Linked DNA regions of Homo sapiens: region 2 is linked to region 1. The links are chromatin contacts, found by Hi-C or POLR2A ChIA-PET in ENCODE. All regions are on one chromosome and are shown on one strand. The core of a region is the stretch at or near the end of the contact, and the rest is flanking DNA. Distances in the headings are between cores, read along the strand shown.

Region 1 (5,402 bases), core at 1,094-3,593:
TATGAGATATCTTAAGTAGTCACACTCATAAAAACAGAAAGTGGAAGCGTGTCTGTCAAGGGCTGAAGAGAGGGTAAAATGGGCAGTTGTTACTTAATGTGTACTGAGTTTTAGTTTTACAAGATGTAAAACTTTTAGAAGTATTTTGCCTAACAGTGTGAATACACTTAACATGCTCGAAATGTACAACTTTTATTCAGACAGGATCTCACTCTGTCACCCAAGCTGGAGTGCAGTGGCACAATTATGGCTTACTATAGCCTTAACCAGGCTGAAGTAAATCCTCCCCCATCAATCTCCCAAGTAGCTGAAACCACAAGTGCACACCACCATGCCTGTCTTTAAAAATAGTTTTTTTTGTAGACTGGGTCTTTATATGTTGCCCAAGCTGGTCTCCAAATTTTGGGCTCAAGTGATACTCCTGTCTTGGCCTCTCAAAATCCCTGGATTACAGATGTAAGCCACCACCATGCCTGGCCCTGAAATGTACACTTCAATGAATTTAAGATGGTAAATTTTATGTTATATTTTCACAATTAATTTTTTAAAAGAAAAACTGAAAAAATAAAGATTTATAAATCTTTTCAAAAATTATCTTCAAATCACAAACGTGTTTCTCTCATGCAAAAGAAATATATATTCATCATTAAACACATGGTGAAAAGAAGGCGATTTCCATGACTACTCATTTAGATATGATCGGACAACCATTGAAAATCAGCTAAGAAAGAATACCTACAAAATAAGCCATAACCAAAATGGAGGTCATATTTGTAGATAAAAGCACACACATATACAAACTGATTGTGATAGACATATGGCTGATTTATCCTTTTTTTTTTTTTTTTTTTGAGATGGAGGCTCGCTCTGTCGCCCAGGCTGGAGTACAGTAGTGCAATCTCAGCTCACTGTAACCTCTGCCTCCCAGGTTCAAGAGATTCCCCTGCCTCAGCCTCCCAAGTAGCTGGGACTACAGGCACCCGCTACCACACCAGGCTAATTTTTGTATTTTTAGTAGAGATGGGGCTTCACCATATTGGCCAGGCTGGTCTCGAACTCCTGACCTTCTGATCCACCTGCCTCGGGCTCCCAAAGTGCTGGGATTACAGGCATGAGCCACTGAGCCCGGCTGATTTATCTTTTAATTAAACCCCATGTTGACTTAAAGTTTACAAACAGAATTGCAAAATGTCTAAATATATAAGTAAAACAAAAAATCACAATAAACTGATGTTTAAAAAGTACACTAAATAAAACACTAATATGGAACTGCAAAACAATAACTAAAGAAGTTTACTCACAAAATCTGCTTTGCAATATTTATGTGCCATTAAAAAATTTGTCTAGATAATTACAATATTTGACTATGTGTACTCATGGAAAGCAGGTATTTCAAATCATTGGCATGCGCTGTGTTGCAATAAAATTTCAGGAAAAAAACAGTATAATTATAAATAAAAGATTCTAACAATAAATTTATAATAAACAAAAATTTACAAGAAATTAGTATTTATGTTTTAAATATATGCTATTCTTACACAAAATAAAACTACTGTAATCCAACTTTAGAAGCAAAACAATAGTCTTGCATTGCTAAATTTAAAAATTATATATTTTGCAGAATATGGTTAGCACTTCTTATATATAAAACAAATATTTAGAAATTAGTTATGTTGTTATTTAGATATATGCTTAAGTGGGTGAAAATCCTGTAATTCCTGTTTGCCTGAAGCAAACTTAAATTTATAAGTAACATCAACCATATCATGTAAATTCTAGCATATTGTCCTAAATGTCTGAACCTAAAGTACAGAAAAATTTGAAATAGAAAATAGAAAGTAAAAATGTATAGGGAGAGTGACATCAGTAAGATGGAAAAATAAAAGGTTCCTTATTTGCTTATCATCCCACAGCAAGAAAATTTATCAGCCATCCCTGTCAAAAATGCATTTATGTGAGCCATGGCTCACACCTGTAATGACAGCTACATGGTACATTCAGGTTGGGGAACTGCTTCAGGCCAGGATTTCAAGACCAACCTGGGTTATGAAGCCAAAACCCATCTCAAAAATAAGTGCCTTTAAGAGAGCTTTGAGATCCAGAGAGGGTGTTGTGAAACTGCTACAGTCTAAGATTAAGGAGTGTTCTTTTCAGAAGGCAGGCCCTCATTCAGGTGGAAAAATACAGGACCCCTGTTCTAGGCTGCAGACCAGGAAATGGCCCACCAAATTTGGTCCCACTGAGAATTCTGAACTTACTCTCTAATCATCCCAAACTCCTCCCAGCCACAGTCTGGGAGAGACCGTGCCCTTCCAGAGGCCTGGAGGAAGACAGCCATTTATAGCCACGCAGGCAGGCCTGCAGACCTTGTCCTTTACTGTGGTTTCTGAAGCAGTTCGATGACTCAGTTCCAGCTCCCTGAGCCACAGTTCACGGCCAGTTCTGCCTATAAAGGAACCCACACAGTGACCTGAAAAAATTCTCTTTGATACTCAGTGAAAGCCATACTCATCCACATTCTGATATAAGGCCCACCATATATAGACCCAATTACAAAAACCTGCCCTACTGTCTGCCCTACAGAGCAACATCCAGAAAAATATTTAGTCTGTTCCAAAATATAATGAAAATTACAATTACCCAAGCCCCTGTTAAGCCAACTAAAGGTGAGCCCTAGTGCAGACCCAGCAGCCTTGTGACCAAGCTACGCCCCTCTCCACTACAAACCCAGAGGACATCCCATCACCCTGAGAACCCAACAAAAAAAATCTTTACCTTCTAAACCAGTTTATAAAAACTTAAAGAGGTGTTTGCTCCTTTAAATTCAGACACCAATGCAAAACTATATTGTACCCACTGTAAATACTTTATTTTAACATAGAACTGCAAGTATGTGGCAGAAAAATTAGTCAAAAAAAGTTTTTAAACTCACTGAAATTGAAGACAAATGAGTAAAAACTTGCTGCTTATCGATCATATGCTCTTATATATAAAAAATTATAAACAGTACACTAAAACCTGTTTAAATTAATAAATACATTCAGTAAATTAGCAAAATATAAAATTAACATACAAGTTTAAGTTATGGTTCCATACACTTAAAGCAAACTGATTATTAAGAAAACAATCTTATTTACAGTAGCATTAAAATAATTTCTGAGAACAAATTTAAACAAGGAGGTAAAAAAATCTTTACAATAAAAATATATTAATGAAATAAATTAGAGAAGAGGCAAATAATTATTTTTTGAGACAGAGTCTCTGTCACACAGGCTGGAGTGCAGTGGTACAATCTCAGCTCACTGCAGCCTCCACCTCCTGTGTTAAAGCAATTCTCCTGCCTCAGCCTTTTGGGTAGCTGGGATTATAGGAACCTGCCACCATGCCAGGCTAATTTTTGTATTTTTAGTTGAGATGGGATTTCACCCTGATGGCCAGGCTGGTCTCAAACTCCTGACCTCAAGTGATCTCCCTGCCTTGGCCTCCCAAAGTGCTGGGATTACAAGTGTGAGCTACTGTGCCTGGCCAACGCAAATAAATTTTAAAGTATTTTATGTCTATGGATTGAAAGCATAAATATTGTTAAAGTGCCATATTATCCAAAATAATCTATGGATTCAATGAACTCCCTATCGAAATTCCAGTGGCATTTTTTTACAGCAATGAAAAATAAAATCCTAAAATTTATATGAAACTACAATAAACTTTGAATAGTCAAAGCAATCTGGAGGAAAAAGAACAAAGAAGGACATTATACTTTATAATTTCGAACTATATTTCGACTATCAAAAAAGACTATAATAATAAAAATATGAAATGTGCAGAAAAATGAACCAAAAAAATGGAAAAGAAACCACTAATCACACACATTTCAGACGTGATGTAGAAAGAGAACTTAAAAAATAACAGTTTCTCAAAATTTTGCAGATATTTGTGTGTCCCTAAAACAATGGAACATCAGTCAGATTGTGCAGTCTCTTATAAGCCATAAAGAGGACTTTGGCTTACAGTAAACTTGAAGGAAGATCACTGATGGGAAAGTAGAATTTTTAGAGAATTTAAGAGCATAAAGAAGATGCCCCTATGTGAGAGCAAGAGAAAAGAAACTGAGCTTCCCAAAAACTATTTTCTCTGGAACATAGCTTCCCAAATCCCATGTCAAGAACTGACTTTCTCTTTGACATCTGGACCTCTCATCTGTGTCATCTGTTGTATTCACTATCACTCTCACCTACCTGGGGGTTTGGCTACCATCTCCTGTCTCTTCCTATTCCAGGGCTCTTTTCCTTGCTCCAAACAGGTTATCAGGTGAGGCTTAGAGACAGCAATACCTGTTTTATTAAAAATAAATAACATGAATCTTGCTCATATTCTCCAATTACCAAACTACTAATGTGCTCAGTAAAGAGAATGTCATAGCATATTCTAGTAAATTAATCCCAAATTACTAATTTATAACAGACATTTCTAAATATTTAGAAAATACTTTAAATTTTTAGGTCTTTAATTTCACTACCCAGTACTACTGAATCAAAAATTGGTGGGGGCAATTAAATTTTAAGGTGTGGGCAACAACATTTTATGCCATCAAATTTCTGTAATTACCACTAATCTAGAGTGAAGGACATAGATCAGCTCAGGAATGTGGAAAGTTCAGGTCAAGATGAAACGTACTGAAGGAATTTTTTTCTACATGGACAAAGCTCAAAGATTTTCTTGAAAACAGGGATCTGAAACTCATTTATGCAAAGCACAAATTACCACAAGTTATGCAAAAAAAGAGAAATAAAACCTTTAGGGCATATTAGGAATTGTGTGTTGAAGTTATCCTCACCCAGGAAGACCAGGTTTCTGTAGTTCTCAAACATCACTTTCCTATATAAATTCCGTTGTGCAGTGTCCAGGCATTGCCACTCCTCCAGAGAGAATTCTATGGCCACATCCCTAAATGTCAGTGGTCCCTGAAAAACACACACACACACACACACACACACACACACTTATATATTTACTAAATGACCATGGGCAGAATTTTTATTTTGGCTCAAGGCAAAGTAAGACAGTATAGAAAACTGATTCTGACTTACAGGAGTGAGTCAAATTATACAATAAAATAAATTTCAATGCAGAAATATTCTCTAATATATTCTTTAACTCAGATAAGAGAACAGCATAAGATCCACAACATCAGTGTATATATACTTTTTTGAAGAAAAACTATAACAGGACATGAATACAAACATGTAAATTTTTGAGTGCTATATTTACATCATACACAATGAGTTGTGTATATTTTTCAGATAGAAAAGACATGTTGAATTAGAAGGTACATCTCAAATTTTAATGTGTACAATAAACTGAAGATCTTATTATGCGGATTGTTTTTAGAAAATCTGGAATAA
Region 2 (5,648 bases), core at 432-2,931, 360 kb after region 1:
TCCAGATGATAGGTGATTATTTCTTCCGTAAGTGAGACCCTCTTTTCTTTTCTCTGCCATGGGATCCTCCTATGATGTGTCTCTTTCTCTTAAAAGCACTTGTAATCCCAGCACTTTGGGAGGCCGAGGCGGGCGGATCACATGAGGTTGGGAGTTCGAGACCAGCCTGACCAACATGGAGAAAGGCCGTCTCTACTAAAAATACAAAATTAGCCGGGCACGATGGCACATGCCGGTAATCTCAGCTACTCGGGAGGCTGAGGTGGGAGAATCGCTTGAACCCGGAGGTGGAGGTTGCGGTGAGCCCACATTGTGCGAGTGAAACTCCTTCTCAAAAAGCACCGCTGCTTCGGGCGCGGTGGCTCACGCCTGTAATCCTAGCACTACTTTGGGAGGCCAAGGCGGGCAGATCACTTGAGGTCATGTATAATATTATACATAATATTATATATTATTATACATATTTTATATTATTATATACAATAATATATATTACATGAAAAATTACATACTGCTCACATATTAAAATAATATTTTGAATATTAGAATATTTGAATTCTAGAACTAGAATATATAACGATGAAATTGTTACAATAAATTCCACCTGTTTCTTCCTTTTTTTTTTAAGTTTGGCTACTAGAATATTTAAAATTCACATGTGGCTTACATTTTATTTCAGAGAATTAACTCCGTTTTAAAATCTCAGGCTGCCTGCTTAAAGGACCAGAAGCTAGGAAGGTCGTAAAATCGGATATTAAATAATGTTATTATATTTTTTCCATTTGTTAATAGCCATATAATTGTGAACCTCAAATATCTGAGACAGATCTCAGTTAATTTAGAAAGTTTATTCTGAGGCCAGGCGCGGTGGCTCACGCCTGTAATCCCAGCACTTTGGGAAGCCGAGGCGGGTGGATCACCTGAGGTCAGGAGTTCAAGACCAGCCTGGACAAAGTGGTGAAACCCCGTCTTTACTAAAAATAGAAAAATTAGCCAGCTACTCTGGAGGCTGAGGCAGGAGAATCGCTTGAACCCCGGAGGGAGGTGGAAGTTGCAGTAGCAGAGATCGGATCGTGCCACTGCACTCCAGCCTGGAAGACAGAGCGAGACTCCGAAAGAGACAGAGAGAGAGAAAGAAAAAGAAAGAAAGAAAACTGGAAGTGGGGAGGCGGCTTCCAGGTCCTAGGTAGATAAAAGACAAATGGTTGCATTCTTTTGAGTTCCTGATTAGCCTGGGAAAAGGAGGCAATCAGATATGCAATCATCTCAGTGAGCAGAGGGGTGACTTTGAATAGAATGGAAGGCAGGTTTGCCCTAAGCAGTTCCCAGCTTGACTTTTCCCTATAGCTTAGTGATTTTGGGGCCGCAAAATTTATTTTCCTTTCACACACTATACTATTTATTAATATAAATGCATATGACCTTATACACAAGGTTAAATGCAAATACCCCGTGGGTGGGCCGGGCTCAGTTCAGGGAGGAAGCCCTGACTGAAAAGCCTGCAGTTTAGGTTTCATTCTATCTTCTTTCAGCCCAGCAACTGAGCACACCTTCTGTCATTCAGGGCCTGAGGGGGCGGGTCCTTAAACATCCTCCAATCAGGGACGCTGGGCTGGGACCCGTCCAATCAGGCACGCAGCTGGAGCGGACAGGACGGCTTCCGGGATTTGGCGGGGCCTTTGTCTCTCGCTGCAGTCGCAGCTCCAGGTCTCGTCTTCACTGCTCTATGTCCTCTGCTCCTAGAGGTCCACCTTCTGTGGCCCCGTTACCTGCAGGTATTGGGAGATCCACAGCTAAGACGCCAGGACTCCCTGGAAGCCTAGAAATGGTGAGAGTGCCGGGTCCCAGATCCCGAGAGAGGGGGAGGGCCTGGTTGGAACTGGTGGGAAGTGGATGTGGCGAGACTCCGGCCTCCCTGCAGTAGACTCCAAAATCCGCGGCCAGGAGTTCTCCTTGGCGCAGCTCGGCCCTCAGTCCCCTTCAGTCATAAGATGGCTGCTGGGCTGGCAGCCGGGATCCCGGGCGTCCTGTCTCCTCCCTGCGCAGTGACCGTTCCCTGGCCTGGAGCCCTCCCTGGGCAGCTCTGCTGCCGCAGCGCCGCATCTCTCCTCGATGACTCGGGATGCAGGGTTCATGACTAGGAAGAGCTTTGGTCCATGGGGTTCCCAGACCCTCCTTTTTTCTATTAAAAATGTATGGAAGTCACCGCGAAAATATTAAAGAATTTAATCAGACAGTCATTCACAAATTATAGAGCACCCAGCTGTGGTTTGTAGTTTGTGGTCCATGGGAAGGGCTTGAAGGAAAGACTTTTATAAGGTGTGTGATGAAGAAAGCCAATAATTGGTTAGGTACCGTTATGTAGTTTCTTAATTTGTAAATTCAGGGTGGACATTTCCTGGTTATGTCATCAGAGGTTAATTGGCAGTTTATGGTTGGTTAAGCCTGAATTTTGTTTCCCTCAATGTTGTAATTTACAAAAAGTTTGAGTTAGATTTTTTTTTCTTTCTTTCTGAGACAGAGTCTCACACTGTCGCTCAGGCTGGAGTGCAATGGCAGCCATCTCGGCTCACTGCAACCAACGCCTCCCGGGTTCATGCAATTCTCCTGCTTCAGCCTCCCAAGTAACTGGGATTACAGGCGCACGCCGCCACGCCCAGCTAACTTTTCTGTATTTTAGTAGAGTCTGGGTTTCACTGTGTTGCCCAGCCTGGTCTCGAACTCCTGAGCTCAGGCAATCCACCCGCCTCCGCCTCCCAAAGTGCTAGGACTACAGGCGTGAGCCACCGCGCCCGGCCAATTTGAGTTAGATTTTTTTAAAAAATGGGGACCCTGGGACTGGAGCTACCTCAGTCTAATTGCCTGCTACTTAATTGTGTACACACTCTACAGGGGATAGATTTTCCCCTGAAATTTTCACATGTGGCCCAAGCAGAGTCTCAAGACTACTCCCCACCCCCAATTCCTTCAGCCTAACTCTGGCTTGCAGTAAAATACCAAATTTCCAGTTTTTTCTGACATTCCGAAATGCCAACTTCCTCATCCTAATTCACATTATTTTAGTGTACATTTTAGATACTGTATTTTAATTAATCATTTTTTGACACAGCATTGGATAGCACTTTAGAAAAATTTTTTTCTGTTTGAAAATATTTCCCAGGAGAAGAAAGCAAAGAATCATCCCCTGACACTGTATTGTAAAAAAATCTCTGTGCCTCTTTTTAAAATAATCTTCCCTAGGCACAGAGATCTTACCAAAATGTTTTTGGGTCAAGGTTTCCCTTTGGAAACTTTATGGAGTGCTGTTTCCTCAGCCACTCCTCAGTGTTTTCCTGGTTTTGAGTTTTAGTACTGTCTGGGGATAAACCAAGATACCCACAATCGCTATGTCTGCTACAATGTTTAGTGAATATCAGCTCCTGGGTCATTTTCTCCCATAGGACAGTCTCAGGTATGGAGTGTAGCTTCTTAAAAGAGCAGGTGGATGTCGTGGGGCTGAGAGGCATCTCCTGGTGCACTTTTTTTTTTTTTTTTTTTTTTTTTTGAGACAGTCTCATTCTGTCGCCCAGGCTGGAGTGCAATGGGGCGATCGTGGCTCACTGCAAACTCCGCCTCCCAGGTTCAAGCGATTCTCCAGTCTCAGCCTACCAAGTAGCTGGGATTACAAGTGCACGCCGACACACCTGGCTAATTTTTGTGTTTTTTGTAGAGAGGAGGTTTCACCATGTTGGCTGTACTGGCCTTGAACTCCTGGCCTCAAGTGATCCGCCCACCTTGGCGTCCCAGAGTGCTGAGATTACAGGCGTGAGGCACCCCACGCTGGCCACACTTTTTTTTTTTTTTTTTTTTTTGAAAAGCTAACCCGTTGAGACATTAAGATTGTCTTCACCCAATCCAGCTTTCATTTCTTGGAGACAGATTGCTGGTCAGCCAATCAGATGCTGGTATTAAGGGGAAAACAAATAATTTCTTCCCCCTGAATTCTCTTAACATTTGTGAAAGAAAAAATAGTGTACCAAAAAAACTAAAAAAAACTTACTCCAGTGAGATGGTGCAAGAACTTGCAAACTAAAATGCATCTGGAGCAGTAACTGAGGTATAGTGTCTCCGAAGAGGGTGGTCGTTGAGCACTTAAGTGAGCAGGATGGGGTGGGAGAATCAAGGGATCGTGGCCTGACTTGACACGAGTCAAACACATCAGTTTTCTAATCAGCACTGCCACTCTCTGGGGGTTTATCATCTTGAAAAGATTTCTTCACTTTTTTTGACTTCAGTTTTTTATTGTAAGTTGCATTTTATTAGTAAAACTTGAAAGGTAAAAAATTTACAAAAAGGTGGGTTTCAGGGAGAGAAATAATATCTAATTATATAGTCCATTTGTTAAAAATTCTCATTTATCTTTTTCTTTGCCAGAATGAGTTTAAGAATTTTCTCGGGTGTGTCTTTTATGGGTGAGATCAAACAGAATTCCAAGTCTTGGCTTTTAGAATGCTAACCAAGGAAAAAAATAGGGAGAATCTCTTTTTAATTTTGGCTGTAGAAAATAAATACTTTTCCACAAGAATATGTAGTAGATAATTGGTGAGTTACTTAGATTTGTGAAAACATCAGTTCCTCTTTATGCAGAGTACATTTGTAACAGTGAATATCTCTAGTCTATGTCCTGTTATCTTGATTTCTGAGTTTAATGCTGAATTATATGGTAAAACTTGGTACCTCCCAGAAGCGTTCCCATATGACTGTTTACTACATGATTTTTAATAAAAATTATAAAATAATACGTTTATCATCTAAAAGGAATGGATACTTTTGCTTTTCTTGTTGAGGTATAAAATGTAAACACCTTAAAATGTCTTCCCCTTATATGATCACTGTGTTTGAGTAATTTTGCTGGATTTTTTAAACACTTACTTTCAAAAACCAAGTTAATACCTCTGACATGGAAATTAAAGCTTCAGCCCAGTGACTCTAAGCTAAGGCTAATATGGAGCCTGCAAAAGGAGGTTATTAAAGGCCCAGTTAGGTTCTTTTTGGGGAGCCTCCCCTGCAGATGTCCCAGCCTGCTCACACCAGCCATGAAGAAGCCTTTATACTGAGAGAAGCTACAGAGCCCAGGAAAGCTGGGGACCCACAGGCAGATGCAGTTAAAGTTAAGATGGAAGGGGATTAGGAAGGTCTTACTGGAGATGAAGTTGTTACTGTTTTAAGGCAGTTTCTAGACTTACAAAATAAAACAAAGTTATGTAAAAAAAAAAATTTGAATTCCAAAAGAGTGTTGCAACAGGCAAAGTACCAACTATAAGATCTTGAAGGACTGCAAAGTTTAGGCAGACAAGATTAGAAAGAAGGTGGGAGGGGATGGCAAATAGAAGGTGGGAAAATTAGATTTTATATCAGAGAATGTTTTACCCTGAAGTCAGCATGTTCTTAGCTGGGACATAAAATGGTGTATGTTGGTTCAGACTGAGGGTAGCTCAAAATTCTGAGCCTGTGGGAAGAAGATAAACTTAAGTAAAGTTTGATTAAGAAATATTTCCTCTTAGCCACTGAGACCAGTTCAGCTGTTTTTTGTTTGTTTGTTGTTTGTTTTTAATGAGAAAAGGAAATGTGGAGTCTGTGTTTGGTTATGTGATAGGTAAGAAAAGAGC

The links. Hi-C counts contacts between places; a loop is a spot of excess contacts on that map. ChIA-PET counts read pairs that join two places held with the same protein, here RNA polymerase II (POLR2A).
Region 2: a loop to region 1 is called in a map with no recorded cell type, with 3 times the contacts of the local background. The contact joins the promoter of ZNF273 here to the enhancer-like site in region 1. A Hi-C loop is called at or near these places in 1 of 168 maps with a recorded cell type or tissue (OCI-LY7) and 3 of 37 single-sample maps with no recorded cell type. POLR2A ChIA-PET finds 5 or more read pairs at or near these places in 1 of 52 experiments (GM12878).

Annotation. Positions count from the first base shown.
Region 1 is chr7:64,539,472-64,544,873 of GRCh38, forward strand. ZNF680 (zinc finger protein 680) reads right to left here. Exons shown (of 4, transcript NM_178558.5): 2 at 4,835-4,961; 3 at 4,236-4,331. Among named protein-coding and RNA genes, the nearest start is that of ZNF680, 21 kb to the right of the region's middle. Within about 2 kb of position 2,344, at least 6 of the 41 ENCODE cell types and tissues checked have a DNase peak (open chromatin) inside an H3K27ac peak, as active enhancers do.
Region 2 is chr7:64,901,592-64,907,239 of GRCh38, forward strand. ZNF273 (zinc finger protein 273) reads left to right here and starts at 1,682. Exons shown (of 4, transcript NM_021148.3): 1 at 1,682-1,828. The coding sequence starts at 1,727. RefSeq lists enhancers at 677-1,549, 1,217-1,266, 1,287-1,336, 1,550-2,422, 1,737-1,796 and 1 more.